5 separate regions of the Homo sapiens genome follow, and regions 1, 3, 4 and 5 are each linked to region 2. The links are chromatin contacts, found by Hi-C or POLR2A ChIA-PET in ENCODE. All regions are on one chromosome and are shown on one strand. Each heading gives the region's core, a stretch centred on a gene start or an enhancer-like site at or near the end of the contact. The rest is flanking DNA. Distances are from core to core; before and after follow the strand shown. Region 1 holds the start of ARHGEF3 (Rho guanine nucleotide exchange factor 3). Region 2 holds the start of APPL1 (adaptor protein, phosphotyrosine interacting with PH domain and leucine zipper 1). Region 3 has its middle 16 kb from the start of ARHGEF3-AS1. Region 4 overlaps ARHGEF3 (Rho guanine nucleotide exchange factor 3). Region 5 has its middle 42 kb from the start of TASOR.

Region 1 (2,700 bases), core at 144-2,643, 430 kb before region 2:
TTGCTAGAGGAAATGAATCTTTGATGGTGTGCTCCCGAATATACATGATTCAGTGAGCCAAGTGCATACAGCTGAGCAGACCCAAGGAAGGCGAGTGGGTGGAACCTCAAGAATGCTGTGACAAGGCCGGATGCACACCTGCCTTCAGCCTTTCCCCAGTGGTGGTGGTGATGTTTGATGTTCGCAGAGTGAGGTGTGGGAGAGTGGAAAGCTCCCAGATACACGCATGAGCGGCAATGACTAGCTGGGTCCTGTGGGTTCCACCGCAGCTTGACCACAGCAAAGCTGTAATCTAGCGAAAGCGACTGTATTCCCTAAGACCCTCAAAGAGAGGGATGCTTTCTCCTCCAGCTGAACCCAACCTTTAAGGCCAGTGAGCTATGTGCCAGAGAAATAACACGCAAGAGGAAAAGGCAGACTAAACATAACCTGGGAGCACTCCTTCACATCGCCCGCAAGGCACAGGAAAGTTCCCAGAAAGAGAAATGTTTCCAATGTTCCAAGGCAGCTTTCCATTGACCCTAAGGACTTTAATTCATTTTCAAGATCCATGTGGGAGACACTCCAATTTACTCATTTAGCCCCAGCCCCCCGGCTGAATGACCCTCACTGGCCACAGGTGATAGGCAGAGGCGCTGTGTCCTGTTTTTGCTGCCAAAGGGCTGCAAGGCCAAGTCTGACAGGTGAGAGGGCTGGTACGTCCCTCTGCTCTCACAACCCAGGCAAAAAAAACTCGCTTAAAGGGTAGCGACACTGGGGCTTGCTGACACTTCCCTGACACTGGGGCTTGCTGACAGTAGGAGAAAGTCCCTCTGAGAGTCCAGACAGAAGATGGACAGTCTGAGAGCCCTGCAAAGGCAAGGAGGCAGTTGCTCCCAGACCGGCAGGTAGAGGGACAGGGAGAGAGGAGGCAGCTAGTGCTTGGTCCACAGAGAAAAAGCGAGAGAAAAGGAGACAGGGTGAGAGATGGCGACGGGGAGACACAAAGAAGACTGTGGGAGAGATGTAGAGAGAGAAAGTGGCACACACGGAGAGTGAGAGATGGAAACAGAGACAGTGACACTGGACGGGCGCCGAGAATGGGAGATGGAGGCAGACGAGACAGGCAGATGACCCATAGAGGTCCAGGTGCAGGGCGCGGCCCTACCTCAGCGTCCTTGGCCGGACCGCTGGCCGGGGGTAGCTCCAGGCTGCAGTTCGCTCTCTTGACCGTGAGGTAGAAGGGGTAATCCTTGGCCACCATGGCGGCTGCCGGGCCTGCCCTTTGGGATGTCACCGCTGACCCTAGGCGACTACAAAACTCCCAGGCAAAAGGGGGCCCCAGCTCCACGATGCCGGGCGGCGGCGGCGACACGGAGACCGACAGCCGGCTTCTAGCCGGGCAGGACTCGACTGGGCTCCGGAGCCGAGTGGGCGGGACCGTGCCAGCCACGCCTTGATGGGTGGGGAGGGGGCGGGCCGCCGGCTCGGCACCGCCCCACGCTGCCGGGAGGGCCCACGTGCCGCAGCGCGGACACCTCCTGGGGCTGCGAGGGGCGTGGGGCGGTCCCGCGGGTGGAGAGGGACCTCTCTCTCCCCGCTGGTATTCGACTCCGGGCGCCCCCGCAGAGCGTGGGCCGCGATTGCGGGGCAGGCAGACCCCATGATAGCTCCTTTCGGGCTCTTTGGCACTCTCCGGGTGAAAGGCTGCTGGTAGAAAGGAGGCTGGGGCGAAACCGGGCAACGGGGAGAAAGGAGGCTGTAGTGACACCTGGAGGCAGGAAGGAGCCTGGGGGGAAAAGCGAGCGTTTTAAAAGCCCACATTAGAAAGGGGTGGTGTTCTCTCTTACCCTGTTCCCAGGCCACTGCACGTTTTTTTTGTTTTGTTTTGTTTTTGTTTGGTTTTTTAAATGAATGTCAGTGGAATATAATCTACAAATGGCAAAATGCACCCATTTTAAGAGTACCGTTTGTTGAGTTCTGACAAATGTAAACACCCGTATAACCACCTCCACAGTCGGTATACGAAACATTTCCACCACCCCCGGAAAATTCCCTCGAGACCTTTCCCACTTTGCACCAACTTTTAAATTTGACTAGCATATTCAGAGGCTGCCTGACACTCGAGGGCAATCTGACAGAGTGTCCTTCAAGTATAAAGCTGTGCATGGATGACCTGGCACTACCACACCTTTCTGGATCCTTTTTGGAGAAACAATGACATTATAAATGCCCAAGAAGGCGATTGATCTTAAGGTTGTTTGCAGCAGCCCTGTCTGGGGCAGTAAAAAATAAAAAATAACTGGAAACAATGGTAATATATCCATCAATAGGGAGTGCTTAAATAAACTTTCTTCACTGTGTAATACCGCTTAGCAGCAGTGAAAAAGGAGATGGGTCTATGGGTGTGGCATGGAAAGATCTCCAATGTATTAGACTCAGTTTAAAAATAATTGCAGACTAAGCATAATACAATACCATTTGTGTTAAAAAAAAATACAAGTTTACCAAAGAATATCATATATTTTCTATAAAGACATATTTGTGGGTAAATAGCATTGAACACTGTCTACAAGAATCCACAGCAAGCTTTTACCAGTTCCCCTGTGGCTGAAGGGAGGCACCTGGGTTTAAAGAATTAAAGATAGTGAACAAAAGGGACTTAAGCTTATAGCTCATGTTTTAAAATTTTTTATAAGAAAAATACAGCCTGGGCAGCAG
Region 2 (2,700 bases), core at 120-2,619:
ATATCAAGGAAAAAGAAACTGTAACACAACTGGGAACCCTTAACTCATTGTAAGAACTGCCTCCAAATCAACTTCCTCAAAAACTAAAGAACTCTTCGGGAGAGAGAGACTGGCTGATAAACAATCTAAGGGGAAAACTTTTAAAGATTGTAACACTAAAAATAATTCCGTAAAACTACAATGCAAGTCTACTCAACAAAACTTTAAAAATATAATTTTATTTTTCTTTCAAGAGATCATGGGAAAATCTACTATTTTCGTTTAAAATATATAACTTCTATTTGTTACTATATTTGGATTTGAGCTACTACTATTCTGGATTTGTTCCCATGTATCTGTGGAACCAGGCAGCTAATTAATCTTTACTCAGCATCTCTGGTATTTCTTGAATGAAAATGGAATGGATTGGTGGAATTAATGGCTAGATGTTTAGAAGACACTACTTACTTTGTTATTTTCTCTGTATAATGATGAAAGCCTACAACTATACAGAGACATAAACGAGCCAGGGTGACAGGTTGGGAAAGATGAAGAGGGAGGAGGAAAGGATAGGCTTGTAGCCCTCATCCGGTCAAATTCCCAACTTTGAGCTTCACTTTATTGTAAAATTAGAGGCTAAAACTATTTAACGCTTCCAAAACTTTTTGATTCAACAAATGCCAATTAGTTACTAACATAATTAATCAGTGTATCCTGATTTTTAAAAGATATTTTCCTTTGTGATTTAAAAGAAACATGGGAGTTGGAGTTGCAGCGTCAGTCCTGAAGGACTGACCTCGGGAGGCCAGGTAGGAACTGATAAACTGGCAACAAAATCACATGTTTTCAACTGAATATACTGATATTCAAGCGTCCAGAAAAACAATTTCGAGCCTACGTTCACAAGTTTGCCAGAAAGCCCTATTATTGACACAGCTGCGGATCTCAGACATCTGAGTTAGTCAGCACCATTCTGCTGGAGGGGATTAAGACTGGACGCTTCGAGCGGAGTTGGGAATGTTATCATCTGAGGAAACTAAAAGGCGCCAGCAGTAGGACTTTCTCCAAGGTCTCTGACAAAATATGTTGCGGGAAAAGTCAACCCGCCCCAAATTCCCCCGTGTGGCCCTAACTCGAGGCTCTGGCTCCTCGCGCCGGCAAGCTGAGGAAGAGACGGTCCCCTGCGATTTAGATACAAACGCGCGCGTGCAGGGAAGGCCATCCCAGGGCAGACACTGCCACCTCCGCCGCTTCCGACGCCCGCGCTCGCGGGAGAGCCTAGCGCCGCACGGGAACCTCCCGACCACCGCCGCAGCGCGGATGGGCGTCCCCGGGAGCCAATGGACGCGCCGGGAGGCGGGGCAGGGAGGCCGAGGGGGCGGGATTTCCCGCACGGCCGCTCGGCGCCTGGAGAAGGCTGTGCGGGCGGGGACGGCTGCAGCCCTTGCCGGAGAGGGCGGGCCGGGGTCAGCTGCGGCGGGCGGGCCGGCGCGGGGAGCTGTGGGCGGCAGCTGCGTCTCCTGCCACCGCCCTCCCTCCGCCACGATGCCGGGGATCGACAAGCTGCCCATCGAGGAGACGCTGGAGGACAGCCCGCAGGTGAGGCGCGGGAGCTGGTGGGCGACGAGGGAGAGCCCAGCTGGCCGACCCCAGGTCTGGCGCCTCCGCGGCTCCCGCAGGTGCCCGCCCCGGCCCAGGTGGGGGCCGCCGCCGCCCTAGGTCACCGCCCGTCGCAGGCCGCGCCCGGAGTTGTGGAGGCTGGGCCCGCCGCCCAAGGCCCGCGTGGGCCTGCTCGGCTGGGCCGAGGGCCGCAGGCGGAGACCGAGCCGCTGGTGCTCGTGGGCCGGGCGGTCACGTACGCGCGCGGGTCCTTTTTATTTGACGAAAGGCGCCGTTTTTATCGCGGTGATGTGAGGTGCCAAATCTCGATCCTGGAATTTTCTCCCTGAGAACCTCTTCAGAAAAATTGCAGAAGGGAGAGAAACCCCGATAGTCTTATTTAATGATTTCCGAGGCTCAGCAAGCTAAGGAAGGAAATGGATCGTTTTTCTTTGGGAGAGGCTGTAAGGTTGTGTGTGGAGCCCTAATGGCAAAGCCCGTGACGGGTCCCGGAGCCCAAGACCGCTCTCCCCGCCGAATGTGCCCGTGTCGCGGCCGTGACTGTGGTCGCTGTCACTCGAGCTGTGCACGGCGAGGGATGGACGGTGCCTTCGCCGCTCCGCGACTGCTGCGCTGCTCCCTGCAGACTTGGCCTTAATAAACTCATCAAAATAAAAGCCCTGTGTTCTGTGCGTCGGAATGATGCTGATGTGGTTGCTCTAGCTTAAGACAGTTTTGGAAAATGTAACCATTTAATATGTTTTCAGTACTGCAGAATGAAAGCAGCTATATTTTTTAAAATGTTGGCAGGGGCTGTAACTTGCATAGGGAAAACTTCATCTCTAAGCCGTTTTACACGATAATTTAAACGGTTTAAGACGGTGTTGCTGGTTGGACACTATTTAGAATGAAACATTTCTGAATTGTTGCTGATTTAGAAATGCAGTTGCACCATTTCGTGTGTCTTTACAGTTGAACATGGCCCCCAAAGAAGAAAAGCAGAAGAGGTCTAGATCTCCTTTTCCTGGATGGCACTTCTGCCATGGATTTTGTGCCAATGTTAATTGCCAAGTTGAAATGGGGCTCTGATTGTAGAATTGATTTGTTCTTTTTTATTCTGAA
Region 3 (2,700 bases), core at 115-2,614, 300 kb before region 2:
AAAGTTTCTCACCATTATTTTGACTTCAGATAACTCTTTAGGGATAATTTCTGGGAAAAACCATCTGGCTGGAATAGTTAACAATAAATTAATATTTGGGCTCTGTGATTTTTGGCTCTGCCATTTACTAGTTGAATGACCTGGTAAGTCACTCTTAATTTCCTTGATCTTTAGTTTCCTTATCTGTAAAACAGGAATGACTCCTTTATCCCTAGCAGGTTGCAGGGAGGATGGTAGGATACTAACTGACATATGTATTTAAAAGCAGAACAGCCTGGGTGCAGTGGCTCACGCCTGTAATCCCAACACTTTGGGAAGCGTAGGCGGAAGGATCAGCTGAGGTCAGGAGTTCAAGACCAGCTTGGCCAAAATGGCAAAACCCCATCTCTACTAAATATATATATATATATATATATATATATATATATATATATATATATATATAAATTAGTTGGGCATGGTGGCGTGTGCCTATAATACCAGCTACTCGGGAAGCTGGGACAGGAGAATCACTTGAACCCAGGAGGCAGAGGTTGCAGTGAGCCAAGATCGTGCCACTCCAGCCTGGGCAACAGAGCAAGACTCCGTCTCAAAAAAAGAAGCAGAACAATGGATGATGGGAACTTTGGGCCATCATACTATTGTTTCTATTTTTGTATAGGTTTTAATTTTTCCATAATAAAATATTTTTTAAAAGACAAAGGCACAGTAATAATTTATTTTTTTTCAAACAGAAGAGGAAATTTTTTGGTGTAACGATGGAAACTGGTTCAAATTTTCCTCCTAGCAAATTGAAAAGCAGTACCAAATCTGAAATCCAGAGTTTGATTTTTCTATCCTGATTTGACTGTCAACTGGGCATCTAAGAAAAAGGTAATAGAAACTAGCAGTTTCCCATTTCCCTTCTTCCTTCCAATAGAGAAAAAAAATGAGAGCATAGTTAAAACTTAAGTCATATTTATTTTTTTAATCTTACAATGCTGACTTCCCTGAAATCCCTGTATCCATCTAGAAAGTTCAAGACTTTTATGAAAATACCCCCAAGAAACCAAGAGATTTAAAAGCATGTGTGTCCCATGACTCAGAGTGTTCATTCTGCCTAAACACCAGTGAAAGTGGTTTTTTGTTTTGTTATGTTTTGGGTGTGTTCATGTGTACATGAAGAATTGGTATTGCCACTTTTTCTCCCTTAATTCAGAATCAGAAAGGAATCACCAAAACACTGGAAAATAGCAAACCAAATGAGACAGGTGGAAAGGGCTTCCAACTCTCACCCAAGGTAACTGGTCCTGGTTGGAAGCTCAGCACCTCCTCCCAGTTAGGGCTCTGCCCTGGAGGCTGTCCCTTTAAGTCAGACTTCCTGGTAAGGCTGAGAGATTTCCGCATGCAGCTTCCTGGAGACCGTATAAGATAAACAATAAACTTTGCAACAAAATCATGGACAATAAGCCCCACGTGGCTGTAACAAGAAGCAATTATAAGCATTGACAATGGCTAGGGCATTTCCAACAGGAATGCAAGTCTGTGATAAACAGGGGAGAAACATGCTACCCCACACCTGCACAAACTAAATGATGTGTAAAAAATAGTTCCTAGCCTCTCATCACATTGAGAACTAGTTGCTTCCAAATTCAGCACTCTTTTTAAAAAAATCATTGTCTAAGAGGAAAGCAGTCAGGCCTTTCTTAAAGCACCACTGCCTATTAGATGAAAGCTGCTGAGGCCCAGCGACACTACGTGTTCCTTACTCCATGAGTCTCTGTGTTACAGGAAAGGGGTCCTGATCCAGACCCCAAGATAGGGTTCTGGGATCTCATGCAAGAAAGAATTCAGGGCAAGTCCAGAGAGTAAAGTGAAAGCAAGTTTATTAGGAAAGTAAAGGAATAAAAGAATGGCTACTCCATAGACGGTTGCCCATTTTTACAGTTATTTCTTGATTATATGTTAAACAAGAGGTGGATGATTCATGCCTCCCCTTTATAGAACATATAGGGTAACTTCCTGACGTTGCCAAGGCGTTTGTAAACTGTCATGGCACTGGTGGGAGTGTAGCAGTGAGAATGACCAGAGGTCACTCTCGTTGCCATCTTGGTTTTGGTGGGATTTAGCCAGATTCTTTACTGCAACCTGTTTTATCAGCAAGGTCTTTATGACCTGTATCTTGTGCTGACCTCCTATCTCATCTTGTGACTTAGAATGCCTTAACTGTCTGGGAATGCAGCCCAGTAGGTCTCAGCCTCATGCTACCCAGCTCCTATTCAAGATGGAGTTGCTCTTGTTCACATGCCTCTGACATAAGGGTCACCCTTTGAGTCTCCTGCAGCTGAACCCCCTACCTGGCTAGCTTTGGGGAATTCCCCAACTCAGGAACCAGAGCCCACATTCTACCAGAGGAGATGAGAGTGCCATACACTTGCTTCCCAGCCTCCCTTGCAGCCACAGCATGAGAACATGAGCAGGCTCAGCCAATCATGTGCTGGGATGCAAAGCGGCAGGGCCGCTGCAGACCCCATTCTGCGAGGGTGGTGGCAGCTTGCAGAGGCAGAGTAAGGGTAGACTGGGTAGCCACAGCCTACAACCAGCATTGGTGGTGCAAGCCATGGCGTCTACACCTACCCAGCAGTGGTAGCAATAGTGTCTTTACAATAACTGTTTGGTGGTATAATTTGGAGTTGTCCCTGTTTCCCTGGTCCTTCCGAA
Region 4 (2,700 bases), core at 24-2,523, 440 kb before region 2:
AGTTCAGTCTCAAACCCAAGCTGCAGACAGGCTTTCGGGCTGCTGGATTGAGACTCCAACAATCTCTTGCCCCGTCTCATGGAAGTGCTAAAGAGCAGATGATGAGAGAAGTCGCAAGAGAGTCTGGGCAAACCCACAAATTAAACCATCAACTCTCAGGTACATAAAACTGAACATATTAATGTTAGAGGGATGACGTTTATTCTCTGTATATCAAGCTCTGTCTGCCTGAGCCAGTCAGCACCAAAAGCAGATTCAGCACCTATGGCTTCTTGGCCAAAGTCTCCCTGTGAGGTGGTTGCTTTCGGGGGAGCCTTGAATAAGGGAGAGGTATAAGGAGGACAGTTGGCAGTTGGCTGAGCTCACACAATGCTGGCAGGAGCCTCTGAAACCATGCTCAGAGGCCCTGCCCAAACCAGCTTCCTATAAAACACAAATTAAAAAAACAGGGGTAGAAAGAAATCACACTTTATGACAATTTCTGTAGTCCTCCTAGCTTCATTTCCTCCTGGCCTCCCCTGTTTCCTTCAAGTCCAAAACACATGGTAGCAAAATACTATAGCTCTCTAGTGTTTGTAATAAACTGCATGGCAAAATGAAGGAAAGGTGGGGGTAGGCGGCAAGCGAGATGGATTTCTTCCGGTACACCCGGGAGAAGCAATTAATTTTACTACAAATTTGGAGAGGGTGAATGTTCATGGCATACCATTTTGTTTCTGAGAGAAGACTCAAGCAAGTCATTACCTTCATTCTTCTTGGTACCACTGAGTTTTTGCCCCCACATTGGAAAAGTAACCTCTCCTACTTGCCTGCCATGGGGAAATTCATTTTTGCTGAGTGAAGGTTTATGGGCTGAAAAAAAGAGCCTTGGGAAATAATTCAGTAAAATACAGGACTCTGAGAGGTGAAGCAGGCAGCAGCCTAGGTTACAAACATAATCTCTAAGCAGAGCCAGTAAAATAAAACAAAACCACTGTTTCAGACGCTGTATTTCTGGCTAAGGTTTCACTCTGCAATAACTTTCAAAGTTACTCGTTTTAGTCAACATTATAAGGGTAAGTCAACATTTGTCCTGGCAGCAAGCCCAAATCTGTTATTTTATTAGTCTGCTACTGGTTAAATTGGCCCAAGATTAAACACATCTAATAAACAGCCCTAAAACATTGAAGTTTAGCAGAAAACCACATTCAATTCTCTTTACACAGGATGTTACTATTACTTAACCTTGGGCAGAGGGAGAACTGCACACCCACACCCCTGTTAAGTTCCTTTTAGCAAACACCAGCCCCCACTGCCTGAAACTCATCTTGGTCATGCCCAGACATGATGCTACAGACCTTCAGAGAAAGAGGAAGCCAAATATTTAGCTCTCTCTGCGGTCCCTGGCTCCACATCTGCCTTCTGAGGCAGAAAGGGCCAGATGCTCAGAGCTGGAGAACTTTAAAGAGTTCAACCTCCTTAAAAATTAGGAGAGTTGCCAGCAGCATCAAGTCTCTGTGGCCCTTATGGGAAGGCCAGCCATGGGCCCGGAGGATGTTTTCTCACATCAGGTTATGCATTTTTGGCAAGAATGCCACAGAAATAACGTGCCTATAATGCCACACCCATCCGCCGGTCTGGAAAATGGGGCTGGACATCCCTGGTTGGATGATGCCAACAAGGCACCCAGAGGTAGAAAAGGTCTCCTGGTCACACAACGAGGCACCCAGAGGTAGAAAAGATCTCCTGGTCACAGCCACGGGGTCCAGAGGACAGTCTCTGTGACTTTGGGGTTCCGGAGTCAGTCATTTCCTACTGACTTCTTGGAAACCTTTGGGTGGAATATATGTTCTGCATTTGTTTATCACTGTAAAAGGGATTCCCTCGCTTCCCCTTGGGTGGGGTTGGAGAAGGAGGAAAAGGATGCCACTGGAGTTCCATTCCTGCTTCTTTAAGGACATTTTCTGGGCTCTCTCAGAGCTTAGGAATAATCTGAATGCCTCTGCAGCAAGTGACAAAGTTCTTATCACTCTGGCCCAAAGAGTGCATTGATTCTTTGCAAAGGATCTAAGGATAAAATATGAGCCAACCTGTCTGGTCAGAGTGCAATACCCTACGACCTTGGGCCCAAAATATAACCTCTATAAGCTAGTTTCCTCTACTGTGAAGTGAAGATGACTCTCCTACCTTCTCACAGAGTTGTTGGGAGGATCACAGGAGACTAGGTGTATAATATGCTTGGCAGACACCCGCCTGTTAGTCCTCAGTAAATATCAGAGTATTGTCCTTATTTCTGTTGTCCTGGGAGAGGCATGGTCTCTCTGCCAGCCTGCGCCCCTGCCCTCTTCTATTCCCTGCAGCACTGGATTTTGCCTTGATCCTTCCAGGGACAAAGCTAGAGTTCCACGTCACCTGCCAGAATCATACCAATAACTGCTCTGGCCACTGAGGCTGCTACGAGACCATGTATTTTGATGCCATATTCCTGCCTTCCTTTTCTTCCTGTGGTTTTATCATCTGTTTAGTCAAGCTCTGGCTGGATACGGCAAAACTAGCGGTGGTCTGGCAGGATTCAAGGCTATATTGGAAGAAAGGAAAGCAGTAAAATCTCAAGATAAGGACCCAAGTCCTAATCTTGGGTCCTTATAGATGGGTCTTGAGGTTTGCATTATCCTCCCACCCGCCCACTGCCACCAACACTGCTGAATTATGGGCTAGAAG
Region 5 (2,700 bases), core at 56-2,555, 500 kb before region 2:
AATGAAAATATGTAAGAAAAAAAAATACAAGAAAAAATTCCAAATTATCTGGATTGAAAAGTCTCTCCAGGTATATAGTACAACGAATGAAAAAGACCCAGGCCAAGGCCACACTTTTGAGAAATTTCACATGTACGGTTTATTTTTTTTTATTTTTTGAGACAGAGTCTCACTGTGTTACCCAGGCTGGAATGCAGTGGTGCAATCTGTGCTCACTGCAACCTCCACCTCCCAAGTTCAAGTGATTCTCGTGCCTCAGCCTCCTGAGTATCTGGGATTACAGGCGCCTGCCACCATGCCCAGCTAATTTTTCATATTTTTAATAGAGACGGGGTTTCACCATGTTGGCCAGACTGATCTTCAACTCCTGGTCTCAAGTGATCTGCCCTCTTCGGCCTCCCAAAGTGCTGGGATTACAGGCATAAGGCACCATGCCTGGGCAACATGTACAAATTTAAAAGTGATTATTAAATAACAATGAAAACTACTAGCTCTTAGTATCTTTTTAAAAAGTGATTTCACATACAGTCTCACATTTAAATGGGCTTGAAGGGTCCAGTGTCCCTGGCAACAGAGAATAAAACACTTGTAGGATGTCATTTTCAAACCTTTCACAGATGAGAGAGCACAGTTCATTAATACCTAGGTATGTTTGCATGTGGACAAGCTTTGGAATGCATGTCCAGTTTCCTAGGCTAAGTGATTAGCTCTTAAAGATACAGTGCATGACTTCTAATTCCTTGCTATTCCCTCACGTCAACTGAAAACTGCTTTGACTAGGTAGGTCTGTGCAGCTGACTGATATATGAACCAAGCCTGGAGAAAGGAGATATGATGTCATGAGCATTTTTTTTTCCAACTTGTTTCCCTCAATACCCTTCAGGTACAGTGAATACGGTCACCTTTTCTCACTGTGTGCTCATGCGGACAAGGTTTTAAATTTTGATGATTGTCAGATTTTTACTGGTAGGTTTGGGCTTGGGTAACCCTCTTCCCTTCCAATAGTGTAGTTCTAGAATTCTGTCAATAAACAAGCTAGTGTGAATTAATTGAATCAGCTGCATCAATAAGGGGGGGTATTCAGTGTCTTCTCTCCTCAATGCCAAGGGGAACCAGGTGAGTGAAACTGATTGGCCAGACAGTTTCTTTGCCAAATCTTTGAGAGTCCTCAGGCTTTGGGAGAATTAGTAAAAAACGGACATGGACAGAATGTAAATGGAAAGTTGAACAGGCTCTTCACCAAGATGGTGGGTTGCAGTTTCCTGCAGCCACACAGTCTTTGTTGAAACAGGGCTGTGGTTATGAAGAGTTGTGCATTCTTAGCTGCCGCAGACTGTGCTGGGAATGGAAACTAAAGCAGTCAGTGGCGGTGACCACAACCCAGAAGCTGAAACCATGCTCTAATTTTACAGAAAATTGCTAGTTCTGGCTCTGTTCATTGCTTATGAGTTTTCATTTAGACTGCAAGGATTACATCTAGTTGTATGTGAAATAACATCTTGAAAATTGACTGAAGAAAAACCATTTAGCCCTCACTCATTTGTACTAACCCACAAAATGTCAGTACAAACATCTTCTAATATACTGTAAGATACATCCTTTAGCATTGACAGTCAGTACAATTATAGGAGTGAAAAACAGAGGGAATAGCCAAAGCAGCAGTGAGAAAAGAGGACGGACAAAAAAGATGAGGAGGAGGAGGAAGAAAAAAATTAGGAGAAGCGACTTTGCATTTGGGAAAAAATTTGGACTTATATTTATTTATGTGAATATCTTGCCAAATTTGGGAATTAACAGTATGTTAAAGAAAATGGTGAGAGCTGGCCGGGCGTGGTGGCTCAGGCCTGTAATCCCAGCACTTTGGGAGGCCGAGGCAGGCAGATCACAAGGTCAGGAGATCGAGACCATCCTGGCTAACACGGTGAAACCCCGTCTCTACTAAAAATACAAAAAATTAGCCGGGCGTGGCAGCGTGCGCCTGTAGTCCCAGCTACCTGGGAGGCTGAGGCAGAAGGATGGCATGAACCCAGGAGGTGGAGCTTGCAGTGAGCTGAGATCGCACCACTGCACTCCAGCCTGGGTGACAGAGCGAGACTGTCTCAAAAAAAAAAAAAAAAAAAAAAGAAAAAGAAAAAAAAGAAAATGGTGAGAGCTTATTGTAAAGATAAGACTAACTACCAGCCTTATTGGGCCAATGTGCTATTGAGAATTGGCTACTAACAGCTTAAAAATGTTTAGCCTTTTCATCTAAAAAACCTCACTCATTGTGGGACAGAGTACTAATCTTTTTTTTCTTTTTTGAGATAGGTTCTCACTCTGTCACCCAGGCTGGAGTGCAATGGTGTGATCACAGCTCACTGCAACCTCTGCCTCCTAGGCTCAAGGGATCCTCCCGACTCAGCCTCCTGAGTAGCTGGGACTATAGGCACATGCCATCAAGCCTGGCTAATTTTTGTGCTTTTGTAGAGATGAGGTTTTGCCATGTTGCCTAGGCTGGTCTTGAACTCCTGGGCTCAAGTAATTCACCTGCCTTGGCCTCCCAAACTGCTAGGATTAGAGGTATAGCCACTGTGCTCAGACTAGAAAGAGTACTAATCATTTTAATTAAAGTAGACTGAAATTCCAGTAAGAATTTCAAAGTGAAATTTGCCTTCTTTTATTTAGCCTCAAGTTCCTCAACAGTTACCTATATTAGCAGTG

Evidence for each region. A loop is a pair of places that touch in the nucleus more often than their neighbours do. ChIA-PET counts read pairs that join two places held with the same protein, here RNA polymerase II (POLR2A). Pooled maps may share reads with other maps.
Region 1: a map of natural killer cell shows a loop between it and region 2 (7-fold over the local background). The contact joins the promoter of ARHGEF3 here to the promoter of APPL1 in region 2. A Hi-C loop is called at or near these places in 5 of 168 maps with a recorded cell type or tissue (B cell, CD8-positive, alpha-beta T cell, heart left ventricle and 2 more) and 23 of 50 pooled maps. POLR2A ChIA-PET finds 5 or more read pairs at or near these places in 3 of 52 experiments (OCI-LY7, activated B cell and activated T-cell).
Region 3: a pooled map shows a loop between it and region 2 (9-fold over the local background). The contact joins the enhancer-like site here to the promoter of APPL1 in region 2. A Hi-C loop is called at or near these places in 10 of 37 single-sample maps with no recorded cell type and 12 of 50 pooled maps. POLR2A ChIA-PET finds 5 or more read pairs at or near these places in 1 of 52 experiments (activated CD4-positive, alpha-beta memory T cell).
Region 4: a pooled map shows a loop between it and region 2 (5-fold over the local background). The contact joins the enhancer-like site here to the promoter of APPL1 in region 2. A Hi-C loop is called at or near these places in 1 of 168 maps with a recorded cell type or tissue (heart left ventricle) and 8 of 50 pooled maps. POLR2A ChIA-PET finds 5 or more read pairs at or near these places in 1 of 52 experiments (MCF 10A).
Region 5: a loop to region 2 is called in a pooled map, with 18 times the contacts of the local background. The contact joins the enhancer-like site here to the promoter of APPL1 in region 2. A Hi-C loop is called at or near these places in 5 of 50 pooled maps. POLR2A ChIA-PET finds 5 or more read pairs at or near these places in 3 of 52 experiments (BJ, OCI-LY7 and activated B cell).

What each region holds. Positions count from the first base shown.
Region 1 is chr3:56,800,556-56,803,255 of GRCh38, forward strand. ARHGEF3 (Rho guanine nucleotide exchange factor 3) reads right to left here and starts at 1,394. Exons shown (of 10, transcript NM_019555.3): 1 at 1,148-1,394. The coding sequence starts at 1,243. RefSeq lists a silencer at 1,394-1,563.
Region 2 is chr3:57,226,360-57,229,059 of GRCh38, forward strand. It overlaps APPL1 (adaptor protein, phosphotyrosine interacting with PH domain and leucine zipper 1), which reads left to right and starts at 1,370. Exons shown (of 22, transcript NM_012096.3): 1 at 1,370-1,578. The coding sequence starts at 1,525. It also overlaps a transcript of HESX1 not described here. RefSeq lists a silencer at 1,168-1,827.
Region 3 is chr3:56,922,632-56,925,331 of GRCh38, forward strand. It overlaps a transcript of ARHGEF3 not described here. Among named protein-coding and RNA genes, the nearest start is that of ARHGEF3-AS1, 16 kb to the right of the region's middle. Within about 2 kb of position 1,365, at least 24 of the 41 ENCODE cell types and tissues checked have a DNase peak (open chromatin) inside an H3K27ac peak, as active enhancers do.
Region 4 is chr3:56,782,743-56,785,442 of GRCh38, forward strand. All of the region lies in intron 1 of ARHGEF3 (Rho guanine nucleotide exchange factor 3), which reads right to left. Among named protein-coding and RNA genes, the nearest start is that of ARHGEF3, 18 kb to the right of the region's middle. RefSeq lists an enhancer at 1,062-1,461. Within about 2 kb of position 1,274, at least 28 of the 41 ENCODE cell types and tissues checked have a DNase peak (open chromatin) inside an H3K27ac peak, as active enhancers do; they include heart left ventricle, where a contact is called at or near this core.
Region 5 is chr3:56,724,091-56,726,790 of GRCh38, forward strand. No RefSeq gene overlaps it. Among named protein-coding and RNA genes, the nearest start is that of TASOR, 42 kb to the left of the region's middle. Within about 2 kb of position 1,306, at least 6 of the 41 ENCODE cell types and tissues checked have a DNase peak (open chromatin) inside an H3K27ac peak, as active enhancers do.